Linked DNA regions of Mus musculus: region 1 is linked to region 2. Evidence: chromatin loops called from intact Hi-C (ENCODE). Cell type or tissue: heart. All regions are shown on one strand. Links, peaks and the distances in the headings refer to the core of each region. The heading gives the core; the rest is flanking DNA. Region 1 holds the start of Gm25726 (a small nucleolar RNA gene). Region 2 has its middle 11 kb from the start of Kbtbd2.

Evidence for each region. Peaks named below come from ENCODE experiments on the same cell type or tissue, not always from the same donor. Only the 100,000 strongest peaks of a DNase experiment are listed, where the experiment ranks them.
Region 1: a loop joins it to region 2, with 14 times the contacts of the local background. A loop is called at or near these places in 5 of 42 quality-filtered maps.

Annotation. Positions count from the first base shown.
Region 1 is chr6:57,858,310-57,861,231 of GRCm38, forward strand. It overlaps Gm25726 (a small nucleolar RNA gene), which reads right to left and starts at 1,639; the gene lies at 1,511-1,639. In heart, for the core only: a CTCF peak has its summit at 1,598 (motif pointing left); no DNase peak of the experiment used is centred there; H3K27ac peaks cover 367 bases.
Region 2 is chr6:56,807,837-56,810,758 of GRCm38, forward strand. No RefSeq gene overlaps it. Among named protein-coding and RNA genes, the nearest start is that of Kbtbd2, 11 kb to the left of the region's middle. In heart, for the core only: no CTCF peak of the experiment used is centred there; no DNase peak of the experiment used is centred there.

The sequences.
Region 1 (2,922 bases), core at 128-2,627, 1.1 Mb after region 2:
TGTAATGACTAACAAGTCATGGTATGAGGCCTCTGGCTTCTACTACTCTATCAATACTGGAATCTCACTGAGACTCCTCTCTGATATCCTGTTGTTGCCCTGTGTCATGGTGATCCTATAGTTTTGGCTCTGTAGAAATGGTACTTCATGCACAGTGGCAGTTCATTGATAGGGTAGATGCTGAGGCAGACCAATTCAAAGGCCTGCATCTAGGCCTGAGAGGTAGTTGACCTTGTCAGCCAGCAGACTCACACTCCCATTCCCTTGTGGCCAGACCATCTACAACCCCTGCCACCAGGGCCAGCTATATCCTGCTGTGCAGGTGAAGTACAAGACTTGCTTTCTCAAATGTTGCAGCATGTGAAGGGTAGGGATAGCTCTCCTGGTCTCATGATCCTGTCAGGGTCAACTTTTCCACCCACCTCTGGTGGTAAGGGCAAAAGAGAGAGGAGGAAATCTCTTCTTTGTGGAAGTCACTGCACAGTAGACAAGAGACAGGACCAGCTCTCCCACACTCAAGTCCTTAAGGCCAACTTTATCTTAACTCCCATATCCCAGGTTAGCTCTACTGTGCTGCACAGGTGAAGGGCGAGCCAGATTGAAGGACAAGTCCAGATCTCCTGCTTTCTTCACCCCAGGGCCAGGTCTCCAGCCTGCCATACGTGGTAAGGGGGGAAAATGCTACCAGAGGAAGATGAGTGGTAGGGTCAGCTATCCCACACCGACTCAATTGCAACTCCCAAAATGTGCAGGGAACTCTCCAGAGTACAGCTGGCTAGGGGCAAGGTAAGCTCTCTTGTTCTCATGCCTCCAGGGCCAGCTCTCCCAGGATGCCCAGGTAAAGGGTGAAGCCAGTTCTTCACAGTCCTCAGACATCAACATGTCCCTAGTAGCAGTTCAAACCAAGGATGTCCTCCTGTACTTCGGTGGTAACAGACCACTGTGCAGTGCAACAGACCCAGATACCACCCCTACCCAACACCCTCCAGTGTCAGTACAGGTCAAGACCGCATCATGGTCCCAGGTGGCGTCACTGACAACTCATATCAGGCTTTTTTTTTTTAAATTAACATTGAATTCTACCTTTCTTAGTTGTGCTTACATCCTCCTGTTTCTCTTTCTCTTCTATTTCTCTATCACTTACTTGCTCTTCTTAGTGGTGTCCAGGGTCTGAATATCTGAGTCATTTCAGGAGTGATCTTAGGAGTCTTATGCCCTGTTAGCCCTCTAACACTATGCATTATGCAGTATGGTGTGTGTGTGTGTGGTAGGGGGAGGGTCTTCTTGAGCATGGTCTCCCCTCCTCCCCCAGGTCTGGGCAGTGCCAGACTGGTGTTCATCTCAGGCTAGCTCCTTTTTTGGGGCACCATAGACCAGACTGGGTTCTTCTAGCAGGTTTCTGGCTAGCCCCAGCCCACCTTGTACCAGAGTGGTTGTTGTCTTAGGGTAGCTCCCTGTGCAGGTCCCCGGTACCAGATGGTGATAGTCTCAGGCTCGGTTTTTTTCAGCGAATGTTAGGCTACTAAGCATTCAGATGTCCATATGTGAGAACACTTAGCACAGACAAAGCATCTTGTCTGCCACCTACTGACACACATGTGACACAGCAGCCACAACTGCAATACTTCTATTGGGCAGGGGGATTGAAAGACACAGATTAACATCAATCCATTAATTATAGATGATTTTAATACCCAACATTCTCCAATAGGTAGGTTATCTGGACAAAAATAAACAGAAACATCAAATAAATAGATGACATTACTCACCAAATGTACTTAACAAACATCTACAGAATTTTCTAATCAAACATCAAAGAACACAAATTTTACTCTGCAGCAAAAACCACCTTTCTAAATTAGACCACATCCCAAAATAAAAAACAAATCACTAAAAATTAAAGTTTGAAATCTCTCATTGTATCCAATTTGTCCACACTGCAATAAAATGTAATATTTATAGCAAACAAATCTCTATTAAGTACAAACACTCTAGAGATTAAACGACATATTATAGAATGATGACAGTATCCAAAAAGAAATCAATGGAGAAATAAAAACTTCCTGTTAACTAAGTGAAAATGAAATAATAAGGTAAAACCTATGGGATACATTGAAAGCAATCCTATGAGGAAAATTTATAGCTCTAAGTTTGGACATTAAAATAGAAACAAACAGCACAAATAAATGACATGATAACACAACTCAAACTGATAAAAACCAAATACAATCAAATTGATAATAGAAAATAAATCAGAAATCAATAAAACATAAACAAAGAAAACAACACAAATAAATAGATAGATAGATAGATAGATAGAGAGATAGAGAGAGAGAGAGAGAGAATGATAGAACCGAACTTAACACAGAAGCGAATGAATAGGAAAATGTTATAAGTAACACAAAAGCAATTTAGGCTATTGTAAGAGGATATTTTAAAAACATGTACTCTATTAAACAGGAAAATCGAAAGGTCCTGTATGGACCAATTCTGTCAAATCACAAAATCAAACCAAGACATTAACAATCTAAACAGACCAATAACAAATGAGGAGACTTAAATAATAATAAAAGCCTTCCAGCCAAGGAAATTCTAGGACCAATAAATTCACAGCAGAATGTCTGCTGGACATTCAAAGAAAGTCTAGAGCCCATCCTTCTCACACATTTTTTTTTAACACAAAGAAACATAAGGAAGACTCTCAAACTACTTCTGCAAAGCCAGTGTAACTTTAATACCAAAACTAAGTAAGACCCAACAAAAAAGGAAAACTACAAGCTGATATCCCTTAGGAGAATGGACTAAATAAATAAATAAAATAGTTGCAAACAGAACACAGGCATACATAAAAAAGAAAAGAAAGGTCTACCCATGATCATTTTATCTTTCTCCATTAAAAGCAGGGATGGCTCAACACATACA
Region 2 (2,922 bases), core at 193-2,692:
GTTAACCCAAAGGAAGAGTGAATGAAAAGCCATACAGAAGTCTACTATCTCACAATCCAATTTAAAATCAGTTTAAAGGATAGTAGAAAACATGTGAAATAAAAGAAGAGGAGGAGATACAGGGCATTAGAGGAATAAGCAGGGATAGAGGTAGGAGGATGGAAGGGAGGAAAATGTAGTAGGTAGGTCAGCCAAAATTTGAGTGTATACAAAAGCCTTAAGAAAACCCACTAGTGGGAAGAGAGACCCCTTGGTATTGCAAACATTATATGCCCCAGTACAGGGGAATGCCAGGGCCAAGAAGCAGGAGTGGGTGGGTAGGGGAGCAGGGTTAGGGGAGGGTATAGGGAACTTTCGGGATAGCATTTGAAATTTGAAATGTATATAAAGAAAATATCTAATAAAAAAAAAAGAAAACCCACTAGTTAGTACGATTCTGTGGTGGTTTGAATAAGAATGGTCTCTATAGGCTCACAGGGTAGAATCCACTATTGGTATGTTGCAAAATGGTCTTGCTGCCAATGTGCCTTCTACATATTACCCATAGATAGTCCTGAGTTGCTGTTTCCTTGGTCAGAGAAGTGTCTTTTTTTCCATCAACCAATGGAAAGAATGGACAGCTGGTCACAGTGTAGGGAATAGACACTGAGTGTTCAGTCCTATATTAGAGAGAGCCATAGATTGAACTCAATAGGTTGAGCTTCAAGGATTTAAAACAGCTGTTTAATATTTTCTACCTAGGAGCTCTCCAATATTAATTGCTATCTGGCCATTTTCTGGCTCTTTATTTTGCCCATTAGGTAAGTTCTGGATGGTTGCTGGTTTGTTCTGTCATCTGAGCATTGAGGGATTAGGTGTTTGTTCAAATCTTTCCAATCTGGCATCGTGCTTATCTTCTCAGAAATTATAAACTTCCTGTGAGCTGTCAGCATCAGATGGCATCTCCATTCTGATCAGTGATGCTTGCAGTTGATGTGTTTCCAATGTTTCAACACTAGGGGGAGATCCTAGCCCACGTATATCCCTAGTGTAAAACCAGCATACTATTCAGAATGAGCCAGAGGAATAACTGGAAGGGATGGTCCGCCTTTACAGTAATCAGAGCTGGGCAAAATCACTGTGGACAAACCAATTCCAGGAACATTTTCTGTGCCTGTGGCTACCAATACACTATTTACCACCCTGATCTACATACAGCTGGAATAAGATCAAGGTCAACAATGTCATAGGTTGCCTGATGCTGAATTATGGCTTAAGATTGCTACAACCAACCATAAAGGATGCTGACTGAAATGGAAGTCTGTTAGCCTGGAGTAATGTGTCTTTTCCTGATTCCAGAAAAAAATAAAATAAAAACACCCCAAGTGAGATTATTAAAACTAAACGTTTCTTTAAAATTAGTGTATCCTCACACTTGAAAATAGCAACAGTCACTGATAGATTTTCACAGAAACTCATTATTGAGAAAATGAGCTATTCCATTTCCAAAACTTGGTTTTTTCTTTGTTTTCAAATCCTTAATTTGATGGCACAGAAAAATTTTGGTTTCCATTTCCTTGTATGAATAATGTTAAGAGTTTACATAACTTTTTCTATAAGACAGAAGCAAGACATATATGAATTGCACTAACACACACACACTGCTGCCACTAACTCTTATCCTATATCTTTCTATCCTATGCAAGGGGACACTAATTTTGACCCCCCCTTTCCTTTCCTTTCCTTTCCTTTCCTTTCCTTTCCTTTCCTTTCCTTTCCTTTCCTTTTCAACTGCTAGCTTATCTGCCCACAGTTTCTGTAGCCTTCTTCACCCCCACCTTTTCTAACCAAAGCCGCAGAATCACGAGTCTCCACCATGCCCTGTTTTACCTTCTGCATTATGCAAGCTTTGGGGATAACTGCTCTGCAAATCTTACTCTCCCTCAGACCTCCTCTGCCCCACATTTGCGTGTCTTTGTTCTCTTTATCTCTTACCGTCTCCCCAATAGTCATCAGCTTCAGGTTCAAGAAGTGGAGGCTCTGCTGGGCGGTGATGGCGCACGCCTTTAATCCCAGCACTTGGGAGGCAGAGGCAGGCCGATTTCTGAGTTTGAGGCCAGCCTGGTCTACAAAGTGAGTTCCAGGACAGCCAGGCTGTAAAGAGAAACCCTGTCTCGCTAAACTAAACTAAACTAAACTAAACTAAACTAAACTAAACTAAACTAAACTAAACAAACAAAAAAACAAAGAAGTGGAGGCTCTAAGTTCAGAAAATCTATGATAACCGGCTTACCTCCACACAGTCAATCCGAGGAGGCCATGCAATGTTCTTTGGAGGCAGATCACATTGACGAAAACTGTCCAGGAGGGAGAAGTGGAGCTGCCCTAGGCTGCCATTCCTCAGCAAGATGATGGTGGTGGTACTGAAGAGTATGGCAGGTCTCAGCCCACTTAGCAGGACAGCACCAATGCCACAGGCAGAGGCCAGTCAGCCAGTTCTGCCACCCCACTGGCTTTGTAATGATAGAGGAAGCTGCAGTTAGCACAGGAGCAACACTCCTGCCCCTAAAAGGTTCCTGGAAAGGGTGGCAGGGGAAGGCTGTGTCAGGGGGAGGGTTGTGTCAGGGGGAGGGTTGTGTCAGGGGGTGGGCTGTGTCAGGGGAGGGCTGTGTCTGGGGGAGGGCTGTGTCTGGGGGAGGGCTGTGTCTGGGGGAGGGTTGTGTCAGGGGGAGGGCTGTGTCAGGGGGAGGGTTGTGTCTGGGGGAGGGTTGTGTCTGGGGGAGGGTTGTGTCAGGGGGAGGGCTGTGTCAGGGGGAGGGCTGTGTCTGGGGGTGGGCTGTGTCAGGGGAGGGCTGTATTTGGGGGAGGGCTGTGTCAGGGGAGGGCTGTGTCTGGGGGAGGGCTGTGTCAGGGGAGGGCTGTGTCTGGGGAGGGCTGTGTCTG